Linked DNA regions of Homo sapiens: region 2 is linked to region 1. A link is an interaction called in ENCODE POLR2A ChIA-PET data of the cell type or tissue named here. Cell type or tissue: CD4-positive, alpha-beta T cell. All regions are shown on one strand. Links, peaks and the distances in the headings refer to the core of each region. The heading gives the core; the rest is flanking DNA.

Region 1 (9,458 bases), core at 547-8,546:
GTCAAGATAAGGGTTAGGAAATGAAGCGGGGAAGACTCCTACACAGTGTCTGTTGTGCCCAAATAGACATAACTGTTATTACACATCACATTAGAAGAGGCCAGCTGTCATCCCTCCCAGACCCCTTCTTCCTCATTTCAGGTCTGGGTTCAAGTCTCAACATCTTCTTCATAACTCAGCAGCTGCTAGAGGGAATTTTTCTAATACCATACAATTGTCTGATTGTGTTCTCTGTGGCTCTTGTTGATTTGGATCATTTTAAGGCTATCCCTCTCAGTCATGCCTGGGAATAAAGTATATTAGATTATGGAATCATATTAGTGATATTGAACAAATTCAGCCATTCAGTACACAGTGGATGAAATAATGACTCCAAACTATAAAATAATTTGCATCTGCTGATGGAACTAGGGAATAGAAAAATCAGGATTCAAATTCAGGCCGTTTGTCTTTCATCTGGTACTCTTGGACTAGCTCTGGGACCTAAGCAAAACTCCTGCACTCCAGCCCATCTGAATTTTTTCCTATCTCTGGACATTTTGCCCATTCCAGCTAATGACTGATAACTTCCGCTCTTGTCACATGCAGTGCTGTGTAGTCTCCCAGCTATTCCTACATTAAGGTAAAGTAGTATGTGCAAACACACTATGACATGACAAAATTTGTACAGAAGTTTGCATGAGATCTGAGCCTTTCATTGCTGATGTGCATAAGTGGACTTCTCACTTGTGTTAGTTGGCTTAAAGATGAAGGTGCACAGTTGAAAATGAAGGCAAATGTTAGCCTAATCACCAGTATGCATGAGATTCCAAGTATTTCCTTACATAATCAGTCTGGTTTGGATGAGAATACTTTTCCTCCCCCAGAACTCCAGCTGCCTCCCTTCATTGTTGGACCAGAGTTTGTTGAGATCTCAAAGATATAGGGAAGAGTCTTTGGAAGCACTGATATTTAAGTTTGAATAGAACAGACGTTTATCATGACTGGTTTTCCTAAAGCAGTCTCCTCATGGTGTGGATTAATGACATTAGTTCCTAGGAGGAGGTCCAGGGTGAGTGGGGCTTGATGCCTCTGTATTTGATTACATTACATTGATGTCCAAATGCTTCCTGCCTCCATCATCTGTCTCCTTCCTGTGACATCGGAGGGAAAACAAGGGAGAGGATGTTCTAAGCTGTGAGCTCAGTTAGCAGGGACAATTTCTTAATCTGTTCACTCTGCATATGGTTTATTGAAGCTGGATTTCTGGACTCATGACTTTGTCAGGTCAGTATCATAAATTATTAGATATAGACTTTAATTTGCTATTGAGGTACCGAGGATACATATGCTGTTTTTGAGAGATGAAAACAGTAATTGTGCTGGAAAAATAGAAAGCTAAAAAAAATAAAGAAAGAAAGAAAGAAAGAAAGAAACCTTGAGCTACATAAAAGTAAGGAGCTCTTTTAGCCTTTGCCACCTTCTCAAACACACTGACTCTATCACATGAAAATGAACAACCCTAACTTTTTTTCTGGATTATAATACATACCCAAAGGGAAGAGCGACCCAAATTTTCCATTGAACTATAAAAATGGAGCTGGAGGTTTTCTGTTTTTTTGTTTTGTTTTGTTTTGTTTTTTGAGACAGAGTCTAACTCTGCTGCCCAGGCTGGAGTGCAGTGGCATGATCTTGGCTCACTGCAGCCTCCGCCTCCTGGGTTCAAGTGATTCTCCTGCCTCAGCCTCCTGAGTAGCTGGAACTACAGGCACATGCCACCACGCCCAGCTAATTTGTTTTGTATGGAGGTTTTCTGTTACTTTCTCTTTACCAATTCTAATCCCCTCAAAATGTATCATTTTGTAAGTTCTTCATGTCTGGGTCTAGTAATGAGCATTTAAAAACACATGTATCTGGCACCCAGATCTAAGAATCAAGGTTTTTAGAGAAATGGCTGATTCTAACACTAAGCAGGAAATATACAAGATGCAGCCCGAAGCATCTTTTGGTGTCTGCCAGAGATTAAAGAAATCCTCAAAAATCCCAGTCGTGGGGTATGTTGAAAAAACCCAGGAGCCAACTGAAAGAGTTCCCAATGGACAAAGCTGAGATAATTTGAGCAACAAAATAAATACAAGGCTATTGATTATAAACCAAAGTATAAAATAAATAACCATACTGATATAAATACATGGTTGAATACATAAATAAATGGGGAAGAATAGAAAAGTAGAAAAATATCTTTTGCAAAATATGGAACCAGCCCAAAAGTCCATCAATCAATGAGTGGATAGAGCCAACATGGTATATATATACACCATGGAATACTACTCAACCATAAAAAGGAACGAAATAATGACATTCACAGCAACCTGGATGGAATTGGAGACCATTATTCTAAGTGAAGTAACTCAAGAATGGAAAACCAAATATCTTACATTCTCACTCATATGTAGGAGCTAAGCTATGAGGACACAAAAGCATAAGAATGATACATTGAACTTTTGGGACTTGGGGGAAAGAGTTGGGGGTGGCAAGGGATAAAAGACTACACATTGGATACAGTGTACACTGCTCAGGTGATGGTGCACCAAAATCTCAGAAATCACCACTAAAGAACTTACTCGTATAACCAAACACCACCTGTTCCCCACAAATCTATTGAAATAAACAAGAATAACAATTTAAAAAAAAAGAATCACTGCTCTCAAGGTAGATATCAATTTGTTTAAGGCAAACAGTAGAAAATATGCCCTTCAGAAACTGCTGTAGGTCTGGGGTAGGCACATGATGTAATTTGGCCCAATTAGACTGAAAGAAACTCTGTTATGTTGTAGCTGGTGAAAGGTTTCACTAAAAAAGAAAAAATCTATTTTGCAGAATATTTCCATACAATCAGCATAACTCTCTACTCTAGGTATGGAATGTGCATAGTGACTTTATTCCAAATAGTATAGTATGGAAAGAGGGGGAACAAAGTAACTTCACAGTAGAGAAACCTGACAAACACTATGGCAGTCAGGTGATCAAGGTCAACATCAATAGCCACAAGTCATGTTGATAATATGTACCCTCGGTATGATGCGTGAGGGTGGCACTTTACCTCTGTGGTCTTCCTCCCGAACACATAATGCTAGTCCAACCATGAGAAAAATGTTAGACAAAATCCCAACTGAGAGACATTGTACAAGATACCTTACCAGTACTCTTTAATACTCCCAAGGTCATCAAAGACCAGAGGAGCCTGAGAAACTGTCATAGCCAAGAGGGAGACATGACAATTAAATGTAATGTGGTTTCCTGTATGGGATCATGGAACAGATAAGGGACATTAGGTAGAAACTAGGGAAATGTAGATAAAGTATGGATTTTAGCTAATAATAGTGTATCAATATTGGTTTATTAATTATAACAAATGTATTATACTAATGTAAGATGTTAATCTGTGTGTGAGGTGTACAAGAACTCTCTGTTTTATCCTTGCAATCTTTCTGTAAGTTAAAACCTATTCTAAAACAAAACATTTATTAAAAGAAAATATGCAGTCAGGATTCGGGGAGATTTAGGAAATGTTTCCCTGGACAATTTGTTTCCTTGTTATCTGATAAATGACAGCCCCCAGGGTAAATTTTGGTATGTATATGCCTCTGTCTGCACTTGAGGTCATTAGAGTAATAAGTGTATATATGGGGTTAATTCTGTGGGAAGTCCAAATTAGTAGTGGCATTGGTATATATAAAGTATTATTTTGTGTTGCTTATGTCAACTGTGTTGTCTATGAGGGACTAATACTTTGCAATTCATATTGATATCATTTCAGTGATTATATTTTACCTGTCACCATCAAAGTCTTTATTTACAGTAGATTAGCTAAAGCATAAAGAAAAGGGAGTTTATTTTAAAGAATAACGCATCGGCCGGGCACAGTGGCTCATGCCTGTAATGCCAGCACCTTGGGAGGCCAAGGCGAGCAGATCACAGGTCAGAAGATCGAGACCATCCTGGCTAGCACGGTGAAACCCCATCTCTACTAAAAATACAAAAAAAATTAGCCGGGCATGGTGGCGGGTGCCTGTAGTCCCCAGCTACTCGGGAGGCTGAGGCAGGAGAATGGCGTGAACCCAGGAGGCGGAGCTTGCAGTGAGCCGAGATCACGCCACTGCACTCCAGCCAGGGCGACAGAGCGAGACTCCATCTCAAAAAAAAAAAAAAAAAAAAAAAAAGAATAATGCATCTACCTGTGCTCCAAAAAAGGTGTGAATGAGCAGAGAGATTTCAGCTCCACTTTCTTTATTTGCATACATCTGAAACATGATATATAAATTGTTCCTAAAATAGAATAGTTGAGTCAAGAGAAATGATGGGAAAATTTATAGTCAGAAATTTACAGGATGGCTGCAAATTCCATGCAAGGTAGAATTAGCCCCACAATACTAGAGATGTATGTATTCAATTTAGAAATACAAAAATAAGGCCAGGCGTGGTGGCTCACACCTGTAATCCCAGCACTTTGGGAGGCTGAGGCAGGCAGATCACGAGGTCAGGAGATTGAGACCATCCTGGCTAACTCATGGTGAAACCCCGTCTCTAATAAAAATACAAAAAAATTAGCTGGGCATGGTGGTGAGTGCCTGTACTCCCAGCTTCTAGGGTGGCTGAGGCAGGAGAATTGCTTGAACCTGGGAGGCAGAGCTTGCAGTGAGCTGAGATCACACCACTGCACTCCAGCCTGGGCGACAGAGCGAGACTGGGTCTAAAAACAAAAAAAAAATACAAAAATAATCCTAGAGTCTATAAATACAAATACTTTAGTTGATTAGTTCATCACCAACTAAGATCACATTTTATATTATGCTTTGGCTTTTTACAAAAAGTAGGTAGTTTCTAAGCCCTATCTTGTAACTAGTGATTTAATTTGGTTAGAGCTGGAGGTTTTGCTTTAGTCATGAAAATTTCCACACAACTTAATCTGGTTATCTGCCTTTGCAAAGTTGTGGGGAAGGGAGATCGGCAGTGGTGGAGTGGCTGAAAACTGAGTCATCTTGACTGAATGTGGCGTGAAATTGCACGCAGGGGTTGCCTATTTCTGCTGGGCATCAGTCTACTAAGAAGTTGCTTCTCTAGGGTTGAGGTCAATGAAATACTACATATTCTCCAGTGAATTATTCTACGTATTTTCCAGCTCTATTATTATACTGCACATTCTCCAGTGTATTATTTTCTTTTGAATTAAAAGTCCTAGCAACTAAAGTTATATGATTTAAAAAGTTACCTAGATGCTAGGCATGGTGGCTCATACCTATAATCCCAGCACTTTGGGAGGCCAAGGTGGGAGTATTGCTTCAGGCGAGGAGTTCCAAACTAGATTGGGCAACATAGTGAGACCCCATTTCTATAAAAAATAAATAAATAAATAATTAGCTGGTTGTGATGGCTTGTGTCTGTAGTCCTAGATACTTGGGAGGCTGAGGCAGGAGGATCGCTTGAGTCCAGGAGCTCAAGGTTACAGTGAGCTACGATTGTGCCACTGTACTCCAGCCTGGGTGACAGAGCAAAACCCTGTCACCCTGTCTCTTTAAAAAAAAAAAAAAACTGGATTAGACTGTTGTGTTCTGATAAGGCGTGGGGCCACTAATTTCTTAATACCCAAAACATTAAAGAAATAGTGGCCTGCGTAAAGAGAGGAGGTTTACACTGTGATTGCCCTGCCTCTTTTTCTCCATGGCCAACCCTGTAAAAGGCACCTTTCTTAAGAAAGAATGAGTTTATTATGTGTGAGGTGCCATCAATATGACATCAATCATGTCTTGCAGAGCCACACTTTGACTGGGGTGGAGATGTGTACAAGCAGTTTTAGTTTGGGAGTTTAAGAACTTCCTGTAATATCTTCCTTTTGAGCTTTCTGTAACTCCCCTGAGACAGGCAAATGAAAGCAACTAGGGAGGATGAGATCTGAAGGAGTTTTCTTCAGTCTCTGCTTATAAAGTAACCAACCAGTTCTTACATATGACTGGTCAGATCCTCACTAGAAGCTGTTTGAGGCCCTGAGCTTGGTCATTAATTTCTCAGAAATCTGTGAAGCTTCAAGGTACACTTTATGGTGTTCCCTTTTTTTCTTCCAAAAAGAGACATTCACAGGATAACCTAAATTACCCAAACCTTTCTAAAGAAGGATGCTTCTGTATCTAGGCTTTGGTTTGGTAGCACCTGGTAAGACTTTGTTTATCATATCAAAATACCTTACTCACCTACCAGGCTTTCTTAATTGGCTCAAGAACTAACACCTTGCTGCTATAAATATCTGAGGGTGAATCAGAAGGTGTGTAGGCCATGTGTGCCTGAACCAACTTGTAGGAAATGGTGTGACTTCCCAAGGCCATCATCTTCTTTCATTTTATAGTCTGCTTTCATTAGAATACTTAGTTTTCAGTAATTCTTAGTTGAAAATAAAGAATGGGAGAATAAAATTTGTTATTTTAACAAATTTTGGGTGCCACTGACAACTTGGGTGGAGTGCCAACCCAGCCATGTGATGATATTTAAAATGCTCTATCAGCACTTGGGGCTCCAGACTACATGGCCACCCTGGAGACATCTGTGCTTATTCGGAAATGCCCTCAGATGCAGCTGTTGTGCGGCTACACACCCGTCGTCCAGAGTTTTTATATTTCCGTGCCAAGCCTTTAGCTGTGGAACCAACCTAACTGGCAAAACAGGAATGTAACAGACAATCCCTGTGATATGAGTCATATTAACTATTTATATGAAAGAAGTTGCTAAGACATTACAGGAAGCAAAGGCATGATGTACCCTGCTGTGACATGTTTTACTGAGTTAGCTAGGCTTATTTATAAATTGTAATCTACAACCTGCTCTCAGATAGGCAGTTCTAAGCTTTGGATTATAATCAAATCAAAGTTTAAGACTATTTTGGCTTTAGAGGTGACTCCATCAGTGCTTCTAGAGTTAAAAGTCAGCAGATAAAAACTTGACCAGTTGAAGACACATTTTCTCCTAGAGGAACTAACTGTTAGCTCTGTTTTTGCTTGGGAAAACAAGACTTTTCATTTTCAGTTTAATTCCTCAGGGAACATTCATCTCATCTTCAGCCAGATTCAGCTATCATCATAAAAAGGGAACTAATCAGTGAGGTCAGTCTTTGTTGTTTTAGCAAACTTTACCACCTGAGAAGATATTACATGTTAAACTTTCTAAGCATAATTTACTTGATGATTTCTGACAATGTTTTCAAATTGAGCAACCTTTCAGGGATTGGTATAACCTGTTCATGTCATTGAATCAATATACCACTCAAAGGCAAATGTGCAAATCTGCTAGATACCAAATAACAATGTAAGCAATGTTGATTTTTCTTTAGAAAGCATCAAAGAGCTCCACTCATTGATTCAACAATATATATTGAGCCCCCACTGTGTATCAGGCTAGGTACAGATATAAAAATGAGTAAAACATGGTCCCTGCCCCAGTGTAGTTACAGACTAGTATGTATGTATAGGGGAGGCAGGCACATAGACAGATAATTGTAATGCACTCTATAAGTGCAGTATTATTAAAATACTCAGAGGTAAAGCTTAAAGAAACCCTGATACTTCTAACTGAATGCCACAGTTTAATTTTAAGCAGGCAAAATCCCATTTTACTTTTACCAGTTGTCTGTAAGAAAACTGACTCCTGAAGTATTTGCCTCATGTTTCAGCTGTCTCCGACCTTATCCATTGTATGCTCTATTGTGTCTGAAAGCCTCACAGAGAATGACCATGGCTGACGGGTGCTCACTCTGTGCCTCACACTTAGTATTCTACCCACTCCTTGAGGTTGCGTACACCCTAGGATATTGTAAGCTAGATTTTTTTTTTATTTGATACAAAGTCTCTCTCACTGTCACCCAGGCTGGAGTGCAGTGGCGCGATCTCTGCTCACTGCAAGCTCTGCCTCCTGGGTTCACGCCATTCTCCTGCCTCAGCCTCCCAAGTAGCTGGGACTACAGGCGCCCACCACCACATTCTGCTAATTTTTTGTATTTTTAGTAGAGACGGGGTTTCACCATGTTAGCCAGGATGGTCTCGATGGTCCTGACCTTGTGATCCGTCTGCCTCAGCCTCCCAAAGTGATGGGATTACAGGCGTGAGCCACTGCCCCCGCCCATAAGCTAGATATTTTAACAAGTAGTATTTTCCTCCTATTTTCTTTCTTTTGTAACAGAGGTTAGCAAAATTTTCCTGTAAAGGGCTAGGTGGTAAATATTTGGGATTTCACCAGTCAAACCTCTATGGCACCTACTCAACTCTGCCCTTGTAGCAGGAAAGCGGACAACATCAATACATAAATGGGCACAGCTGTGTTCCAGTAACACTTTATTTACAAACCAGAGGGTGGGGCAGATTGGACCTGCAGGTTTGCCAACCGCTACTCTATTAGCAGTATTTTTTTAGTCTTGATGAACATTTAAAATTGGCTGAAGGGTAGGCTGTAAGAAGTAACAAGCATTAAACTTGGGGTCAGGGCACCTGCCTGAAGACCCCAAGGCCTGCTGGTTCTTCCATTTGCAGTTTTCATGTGATACAAGTCAGTGATCTCTTTCGGCCTTAGTCGTCTCTATAAAATGATGGCATTGGACAAAATGACTTCTAAGATGACTTTGACCACGGGCATGCTCTGTTTCTAAAAGACACAGGGGACTAAGTCTCAAAAAGTGAAATTTTAATCGGGAAAAGTATGGTCTAGTGTTAAGGCCTTTTTTTTTTTTTTTTTTTTTTTTGAGACGGAGTCCTGCTCTGTCGCCAGGCTGGAGTGCAGAGGCGCCATCTGCAACCTCTGACTCCCTGGTTCAAGTGATTCTCCTGCCTCAGCCTCTCGAGTAGCTGGGATTACAGGCATGCGCCACCACACCCAGCTAATTTTTTGTATTTTTAGTAGAGACGGGGTTTCACCATGTTGGCCAGGATGGTCTCAATCTCCTGACCTCGTGATCCGCCTGCCTCAGCTTCCCAAAGTGCTGGGATTACAGGCGTGAGCCATGGCACCCAGCCATATTAAGGCTTTTAAAAGATGCAGCTACATGCAGACAGGATGGGGGAGTCCTGGGTTAAAGCAGTTTAGATGAAAGGTTTCGGGCTTTAGCTGATGACTAGCACTTTGTAAGTCAACAAAGTAAAGTGGTTGCTCCAAAGGCAGGATAAGTTTAACCTGCATCGCCGGAGAAAAGTGTCGAGGAGTTTCTAAGCTCTGTGCTGAGAAGACCTCACCTGGAGTGTTACGATCAAGTCTTTAATGCCACCAGGGTAGAGAAGGAATTCTCACCCCTGCCCTGAGAGAAGGTTGAAGGAAGTGGCCATGCTCAGGAGTGGGAAAGGGAGAGAAGGAGGCTGGGACCAGGAGATGGAAACTGCTAAACCTAAAGTTCCAATGGAAAATGACTTTGAAAACGTTTTATATCTTCAGGATCTAGATTAGCACCC
Region 2 (9,458 bases), core at 512-8,511, 53 kb after region 1:
TTGTGTTAATTGCATTTGTGAGCCAGTTGTTAGTCTATTTCTATTCTTTGGGGAGGCTCCACTTCACCTAGTAGGTGGCCAGAAATGTAAGCCTCATTTTCTTGAGACCAGGGAGTAGTATCAAGTCAGATTCATGTAAGAGCCAGAAGCAAACTCTTGATCTTTCCTCTTCTGAGGGCTTATAACCCATTCAGAGGTGCCATGCATAGTTTATAAAAGCATCGCTTATCTTCACCAGAGTGACTCAAATGAAAAGAACTGATGATAGTTAACACCTATCAAGGATATGGAGCAATGGGAATTCTCTGCATTACTGGTAGGAGTGTAAATTGATGTAACCACTTTGATAAACTGTTTAGCAGCATCAATTACAGCCAAATATATGCACACCATGACTAGCAATTCCAGTTTCCGAGTGTGTACCCAACAGAAATGAGTGCTTATGTCCACCAAAACAAATGTTCAGGATTTGTTTCATAGCACTTTATTAATAAAACTGAAAACAATGCAAATGTCTGTCAATAGTAGAATAGATTGTGATTATAGTAATTCATGATAATATAACTCGGCGATGAAAAAGATCAATTGCTGCTGCAAGCAACAACGTAGATGAATCCACAGACAAAAGAGTCCTAACACAGCCGAGCACAGTGACTCACGCCTGTAATCCCGGCACTTTGGGAGGCCAAGGCGGGTGGATCATGAGGTTAGGAGTTCAAGACCAGCCTGGCCAACATAGTGAAACCCCATCTCTACTAAAACTACAAAAACATAAAAAATAAAAAAAAAAAGCTGGGCATGGTGGCGGGCTTCTATAGTCCCAGCTACTTGGGAGGCTGAGGCAGGAGAATCGCTTGAACCCAGGAGGCAGAGGTTGCAGTGAGCTGAGATAGCACCACTACACTCCAGCCTGGGTGACACAGCGAGAATCTGTCAAAAAAGAAAAAAAAAAAGAGTCCTAACGCAAAGAGGGCACACCGTTAAGGTTCCATCATGTGAACTTTAAAAACAGGCAACAGGAGCTGGTGATCATAGAAGTCAAAACCGTGCTTACCATGGAGATACTGGAATTGGGGAGGACTTCTCCATGGCCAGAAGTGTACTATTTCTTGATTTGGGTGGTGGTACAAGGGTGTATGCATATTTGTTATCAACTGCATACTTAAAATATAAGCACCTCTTGTATGTAAGTTATGGGTCAATAAAAAAAGACAAACATTTTAAAGTAAATTTGCTTCTTTTTAAGACAGGGTCTCACTCTGTCACCCATGCTGGAGCGCAGTGGTGTGATCATGGCTCACTGTAGCCTTGACCTCCTGGGCTCAAGTGATCCTCTCAACTCTGCCTCCTGAGTAGCTGGGACCACAGGTGCACCTCCATGCCCAGTTAATTTTTGTATTTTTTGTAGAGATGGGGTTTTGCCATGTTACCCAATCTGGTCTTGAACTCCTGAGCTCAAGCGATCCTCCCACCTTGGCCTCCCAAAGTTCTGAGATTACAGGTGTGAGTCACTGTGCCTGGCCAAATTTGCTTTATTAAAAAAAAAAAAAAGTGACAGATTAACTTCATATCCTGGTTCTGCACTTCATATCCTGGTTCTGCCACTTTGTTGGGTGACGTTGGGCAACCTCACCAGTGTAAGTCTCACTTTTTTCATTTGTAAAATAGGTGTTTTTCTTTCTCCTGCAGTGCTTTTTATGTTAAATAAGTCCATGTACAGCTATTAGGTTGGTGCAAGAGTAATTGTGGGTTTTACCATTACTTTTTTTTGAGACGGAGTCTCACTGTATCACCCAGGCTGAAGTGCAGTGGCACAATCTTGGCTCACTGCAACCTCTGCCACTGGGGTTCAAGTGATTCTCCTACCTCAGCCTCCCGAGTAGCTGGGATTACAGGCACCTGCCACTGCACCTGGCTAATTTTTGTATTTTTAGTGAAGACGGGGTTTCACCATCTTGGCCAGGCAGGTCCTGAACTCCTGACCTCATGATCCACCTGCTTTGGCCTCCCAAAGTGCTAGGATTACAGGCATGAGCCACCATTGAGCCACCGCACCCAGCCACCATTACTTCTAATAGTTCATTGCTTTGTACTTGTTAAGGGCTCAGTAGATGTTACTTTCCTTCCTCCTCCTGTCCCAGTGGACTGGCTTCATAGCTCCTGTCTATTGTCTTTGGGAGGCCACCAAATCTCAAGGCTATTTATATGGAAAGGGTGATTGAGCTACCCTAGCTCAAAACGTAATCCAGTCTTCCCTAGGTCAGACGACAAAACCACATATTTCTGCATGTCCCTTTGTCCATTCTTTCATCCATCCCATGAACACTTACCATACTTTGTGCCAGGTACCATAAGTGCTAGGAAACACTGCTGAATAAAGCAGCCATGTTTCCTGCCTTTGGGGAGTTTACAATGTCATGGGGAAGATGGGCAATAAACAAATAAGTCCATAATTACCAATGGTTATAAAAAGTGCTATAAAGAACAGGGAGCAGCAAGGGATGGAGAAAGCCTCTCAGAGGATGTAACATTTAAGATGAGAACTGAAGTTGGAAGAGCAGCCAGTCATTGGAAGATCAGAGGGAAAGCTCCCACAGTATCCTATCATTGCAGTCCTATAAACATCCAAAATAATTACAGCGTATACTTGAAAGACAGAATGGCTGCCAAGGAGAATCTTCTCACATGTGAACGTTGTAACATCTATTATGTTTCTCAGAAGAGTTTTGACCTACTTCCTGTTCCTTAGAAGTTAGATAACCAGATAAGTAGGTTCCCACTATAATAATATAAACTTATTTGAATAATGAGTTACAGAGATGGGACATAATGGAAAATAAAAGTGAGAACAGGTAAGCTGTACTTGGATTGTAGTGCAGTATCCTGAAAAGAAATGGGATTTGTAATCTGAGTTCAAATTTTGTCTTCACTCACTCCCTATATGGCCTTAAGTAAGTCACTCAAACTCTGTAAGCCTGGGTTTCCTCATCTGAGAAGTGAGAATAACCATTCAAGGTTGTGTTCCAAGAATTAAATAAAATGACGGATACATTGCACCTTGCGTATAAATGTATTGCCCCGCTTTACTTAGAACATTCCTCTGTGTCATTTCACTGTAAAAACAATTAATTATTTGTACTCTTAGTTCTTCATTCTTACTACAGAAATGTCAACTTTTAAAAACAGCAAGTACATTTCTTTCTCTTAAATATCTTCCTCTAACCTTAGCTCTTGGTTTGCAATTCTTAGTTCTGTGCTAAATCTTATTACTTTAGGTGGCAAATCATTCTTGATTTTCCTAAATCCCCACCTGAAACCTCCTCAGGCAATCTGGGCCACAGCAGGGAGTGAGTGTGGCCCGGCCAGATGGGGAGATGTGAACACTGTTTTGGGGCTTCTGGTGCTGCACACACCTGCAGGTAAGACAGCCGTGGGGCTTGGTCTGGCTTGCCATCTGGACTTTGGGTCCTCCAGAAAAATTATGTTTCCCTTTCTTCTGCATTGTTCGCAGCTGATCTGTCATAGGGCTCCTATAATGCTTCAGGCAAGGGGTGGGGTGAGAGAAAAGAGAAAGCATGTCTCAGGTAAGTGTGCTCTCTGGAGAGTCTTCTCTGTTAGGGGTCACTCGAAAGAGCCCACAGTCTTCAGCCCTAGACTGAACCCTGACCTCTGATGGACAAGTCACTCTCACGACCTCTGTTCTCATCTGTAAAATGGGATAACACTAGCTTTGCTAACAGTAATCCCCAGACTGTTGAGGCTCAGATAAGTCATTGCATGTGAAAGCTCTATATTGACTAAAATGCTGTACAGACATCAAGTGTTATTAATATTAATATATCCTGTGCCACATTCAGCATGTGTGATTGACCCAGAAGCTTTCAGACCTACTCAGGACTGAGCTACTAGAGGGGATTTTTCTAGGTCAATGAGTAACAGAAAGTGTCTCAAAGGTATTGCCTATTTTTACTGTGAAAGGACAACCTCCTCAGAGACAGGCTTAATGAGAAGAAGAACGCAAGGACTGGTGATTAAGAGATAATTATATACAAAACTAGCCTATTCTGATAATTTGTGTGATTTATTTGGGCAAATTATAAATGTGCTGTTAGCTTAGGTTAAACTAAACAAAGCTTACTGAATTAATGGCGACTGATCAAATCTTTATTTCTGCAATTTCCTGTTCTTAGCAGGAAGAAAAAAAAAAGGCCTGGGTGAGAGACAGGAAGAAATAAAGACAACTGATTTTATGCCTGTGGAACTTCTCTCAAGTAGACCAAGATAATCATCTGTCAAGTGCTCAAACATCTCATATTTTAAAAGGTGCATCTGTAGTTTAGGCTTGCAAGAAATAGCTTAACAATGGTCATTCCATGTGCCAGTTTTTAAATTTCTCAACCTGTTCTCAAGGTGGGGTGTACTAATTTATGCTTGTCTGTGGATTTCTACTATACACAAGCCTTTCTGCTGAGAAGTTAACTGTGGAAATTGGAGATGAGAGGAAATAGCAATGGGTTGCTCACCTTGTACGTTTTCCCTAAATTATTTCAAGACGCTGCTTCAAAGAATCCTTCATCTGTGGTAGTATTTCAACTGTAGAAGAAGATGCTTTTTCTAGTCAAAATTAATTTAAGTCCCTAATAATTCGAGTTAGCATGAAATGGAAAGATCTGAAGGGCCCAACTGACCTGCACACTTTTCACTTTTGATGTCTAGCAATAAGGTAGTAACTAGACTAGAATAGAAATGCGTTAAAATTTGCTTGCGAAATTGTAGAAGGCAGAACCATTCCAGGCACTAGCAGCTCAAACAGAAAAGCGTTATATTTTATATGTCGTATTAAATAATAATGAAAAGTAACCTAATAGGAACCAGTTCCAAAATCCTTTCTGGATAATTTGGTACATTTGAAATCTAGTATGCTTTTCATGCCTCTCTTAAGCACTCTATAAAACAAGATTCTCTCAAATGCGTTAGAAGATTTCTGTTTTGACTGGCTCAGCGAGGCTGGAGGTACTTGAAATGATTTATAATGAACTAAGCACATGGCATGGCGTCACCAGGCATTCTCTTCAGAGCCTCTTGCCCATTTTATAGAAATTGCACAGCTGGGAAGTAATACAATGAAAATCTTACACTCTGCTTGTTGAAAGTTGGATCACAATTCCAAAGTCTAAGTAAAAATGTATAGCCAGAGTAGAAGGCCAACATTTTTTTTCATCTTTCAAAAAGCTAGATGTTTTAACTTATTTGTGTTGTTGTTTGTTTTCTTTTTTTCTTTTTTTTTTTTTTTTTAAACAGGGTTGCCCAGGCTGGAGTGCAACGGCACAATTATAGCTCACTGCAACTTTGAACTCCAGAGCTCAAGCAGTCCCCCTTCTTCAGCCTCCTGAGTAGCTAGGACTACAGGCGCATGCCACCATGCCTGCCTAATTTATTTATTTATTTATTTATTTATTTATTTTTGTAGAGACAGTTTCACCATGTTGCCCAGGCTGGTCTCAAACTCCTGGCCTCAAGTGATCCTCCTGCCTCAGCCTCCCAAAATGCTGGGATTACAGGCATGAGCCACCGTGCCTGGCTGTTGTTCGTTTTCTATGGCAGATAAAACAAAGGGTACATTTATTTTGCTTTCTTTTTATTTTGGTTAACCATGGTTTATTTGTAGAATTTCAGAAAGGCTGATTAATATAAAAGTGGTCAAAATATATAACCACAGAAGCTAACTAAGAAATCAGTTTTTCATAGGACCAGTCAGAGTTCTTAATTGCAAGCAACTAAACATCTCTGGATATCTGAAGCTGAAAAACAATGTATTTAAAGGATATTGAGTAGTTCATAGAAAGGAGATCCAGGCTGGAGAACCAAAGTTAGGACAAGATAACTAGGAAAAACATCCAAAGTCATGTCTGTGGATTGTTCAGGGGAAGATGACGACACTATTGCCCAAACTCAGGATTCTACACTGCAGCTTGTGCCGTGGACACTGGAGATGCCACTAGACCTGCTGCTTCCAGGGCCTGATTGCTCCTTCCGTCTCAGCATTCTTCATGGCCCAGACTTACTAGCTCCAGATTCAAAGGTTCAAGTGCATATGTGTGATTGGTTGATAGAACCTAAGGTAATTGTTCCTCCCAAGCTACAAGGAGTATATTTGTCACTTTCACTGTCATGGACTCAAAAGGTGAGGAATTCTCTAAACACTGATGGGGTTAAGATACAGGGTGGCCATAGAGTAACAAATGTCCCAGTCTTGAAAGACTTGAAATCGGTCACTATGATGAGAATAGTGGTTCTCAAGCTGTTTGGTTCTCAAACTTCTACACTCAAATATTACTCAGGACCTCAAAGAGTTTTGGTTGATGCAGGTTATATCTACGTAGATAAGTAATGGTAAATATGGTAATCTAGTAAGTATAGTCCATAGGACATGGTTAGTATGCTCAATACTTACCATATTAGAAATTAAAGGAGAGGCAGGCAACATGCTAGATGAAAGATTCACTTTGTGATTAAAATCAGATGATATACATAATATTGAAACACAATTTTCTGGATCTCTTTCTGGATTCCTATTACATATACTTTTATCTGACTTGGAAATTTTGATTGGAGGTTGATATTGGATTGAACCTGCATCAAATTACTGGTACAATGGTGTTTTTAATAGACTGCAAAAATAATAGAAGGGCTATATTTTGATTATTTTATTAGTTCTACATTCTCTAAATTTGAATATTTAAAGCAATGGCAGACTCATTCATTTTTCTAAACAAAGCCTTTTATTTTAGAGCAGTTTTAGATTCATACCCAACCAATTTCCCTTTTTATTATAGGATCTTACATTAGCAAGGGTGCATTTGTCACAACTGATAAACCAATATTAATACATTATTATTAAATAAAGATTTCCTTAGTTTTTGCCTAGCATCATTTTTCTATTCCAGGTTCCCACCCAGCATACCACACTACACTTAGTCGTCACATCTCCTCAGGTCTCTCTTGGCTGTAATTATTTCTCAGACTTCCCTTGTTTTGGATGGCCTTGACAGTTTTGAGGAGTATAGGTCAGGTATTTTATAGAATGTTCCTCAACTGGGATTTGCCTAATGATTTTCTGATGGTTGCACTGGGATTGTGGGTTTTTGGGAGGAAGACTACACAGGCAAAGTATCATACTTATCATGTTATATTAAGGATACATAACATCATGACTTATGACTTATGACTACTGACCTTAACCTTGATCATCTGGCTTGAGGTAGGTTTCGTCAGGTTTCTCCACCCTAAAGGTGCTTTCTCCCCATCTCTTCCTATATTTCAGTCTTTGGAAGAAAGTCACTATGGGCAGCCCACACTTAAGGAGTGGGGAGTTATGCTCCACCGACTTGAGGGTGGAGTATCTGCATAAATTGCTCATATTTCTTCTGTATGGAAGATTTGTCTATTCTTTCAACCATTTATTTATGTCAGTATGAATTCATAGACATTTATTTTATACTTTGGGTTATAGTCTACTACTGCTTTATTTCTTGTGTTGCTCAAATTGTCCTAGCTTTGGCCATTGTGAGCTCTTGTAGTTGGCTCCTGGTTCCCTTCTCTTTGAATGCCCCCATAATTGCATGGTGGTGTTCGCTTGCACTTCCTTCTTTCTGGACTACAAGATACTTCAGGCCCATCTGTATATTTCCATCCTCAGTCACAGAAGCAGCCATTTCTCCAAGGAGCTTTGATTCCTTTTCTTGGAGAATGATATTAGAGACTAAGACCTCAGTGCTAAGCATGCTGTTGTTTCTGAGGTGTCATTACTTTTTAGGCACCCTCAGCTAACAGAGCAAGGAGCTATACATGTGTATGTCAACCCATGTATATACACATAACCTATAAATATTTCTATATGTAAACATCTGTATCTATATTAAGCTAAACAGGAGTTTCGACCAGATGTCTCTAACTCTGAGCCCTCTCCCTTTGCATTTTTTATATACTTGAAAAGTTATTTTAACAATAAAGCAATTTTGGAATGGTAGATATGAGAAGAAACAAAAGGCTGAAAAGAACAAGGACTCCAGGAACTAGATGAATAAAACACCCAAGAAGGTGTGCTCTTTTGTTAGTAGCTAGTTATTAAATATCCACACAGTAAAAGTCTGTGTAGGCTGAGTGTGGTGGCTCACGCCTGTAATCCTGACACTTTGGGAGGCTGGGGGAAGGGGGGTTGCCTGAGCTCAGGAGTTTGAGATCAGCCTGGGCAAATGGCGAAACCCTGTCACTACTAAAAAAAAAAAAAAAAAACAAAAACTGGGTGTGGAATGCACGCCTGTAGTCCCAGCTACTCAGGAGGCTGAGGCACGAGAATCACTTGAGCCTGGGGGGCAGGGGTTGCAGTGAGCTGAGATTGTGCCACTGCACTCCAGCCTCGTTGACAGAGTGAGAACCTGTCTCAAAAAAAAAAAAAAAAAGTCTGTGTAGTAGAGGATGGACTTGAATGACTGCGAGCAAGTATATAACTTCCACGTCCCTTAGTTTTCTGGTTTTTGTTTTTTTTTTTTGAGATAGAGTCTCACTCTGTTGCCCAGGCTGGAGTGCAGTGGTGTGATCTCGGCTCACTGCAAGCTCTGCCTCCCCGGTTCACGCCATTCTCCTGGCTCAGCCTCCCGAGTAGCTGGGACTACAGAAGCCACCACCACGCCCAGCTAATTTTTTTTTTTTTTTGTAATTTTAGTAGAGATGGGGTTTCACCATGTTAGCCAGAATGGTCTCAATCTCCTGACCTCATGATCTACCTGCCTTGGCCTCCCAAAGTGCTGGGATTACAGGTGTGAGCCACCGTGCCTGGCTAGTTTTCTTATCTTTAAAGGAGGAAAATATAGCACTGTAACTCATAGGAGGATGTGAGCATTAGATGAATTAACATAAGCAACACATTTAGAACAGTGCCAGTTTCATTATTTATGAACTGTTGTTGCCATGTACACTATGAGGCAAGTATATTATCTCCATTTTACAGATGAAAAATAGAGGCACAGAGATTTTCTAACCTGGTCAAGATCTCACAGCTGGTAAATTACAGAACCATTCTCTCATAATCTGTGACCTTTTAAAGGTTTCTGAACAGCTCTGAACTTACTGATTCTTCGGTAAAAGTGAAGCCATGAAATGCTGCTCTATAAATCTAAAGGAAAGGCCAACTACTAAAAAGATTCAAGAATCTTTGAATATTCTCAATGTCAGGAATGCTGTGATAATCAGGAATAGTACCATTTCCCACATTACTAATGCTTTTATGCCACAAAATGGCTCAACTTTCAGAGTAGATTGGCCTTCTCAATGTTCATGCTATCACCTTACACCAGTTGACACAAAGATCACTCCTAATGAGGGAGTTGCTGGGGATTAAAAGTTGGCTCTGCCTTATCTATATCTGCTACTGCCTGCTGTAAGAAGACTCACTACGT

The links. Peaks named below come from ENCODE experiments on the same cell type or tissue, not always from the same donor. Only the 100,000 strongest peaks of a DNase experiment are listed, where the experiment ranks them.
Region 2: POLR2A ChIA-PET joins it to region 1 with 14 read pairs; 24 of 35 experiments call an interaction of 5 or more read pairs at or near these places.

What each region holds. Positions count from the first base shown.
Region 1 is chr2:196,230,393-196,239,850 of GRCh38, reverse strand. All of the region lies in intron 21 of HECW2 (HECT, C2 and WW domain containing E3 ubiquitin protein ligase 2), which reads left to right. Among named protein-coding and RNA genes, the nearest start is that of HECW2-AS1, 25 kb to the left of the region's middle. In CD4-positive, alpha-beta T cell, for the core only: no CTCF peak of the experiment used is centred there; DNase peaks (open chromatin) are centred at 5,000 and 5,820; H3K27ac peaks cover 3,798 bases.
Region 2 is chr2:196,177,274-196,186,731 of GRCh38, reverse strand. No RefSeq gene overlaps it. Among named protein-coding and RNA genes, the nearest start is that of STK17B, 10 kb to the right of the region's middle. RefSeq lists an enhancer at 1-38. In CD4-positive, alpha-beta T cell, for the core only: no CTCF peak of the experiment used is centred there; DNase peaks (open chromatin) are centred at 2,691, 3,911, 4,221, 8,361 and 1 weaker place; H3K4me3 peaks cover 203 bases; H3K27ac peaks cover 5,504 bases.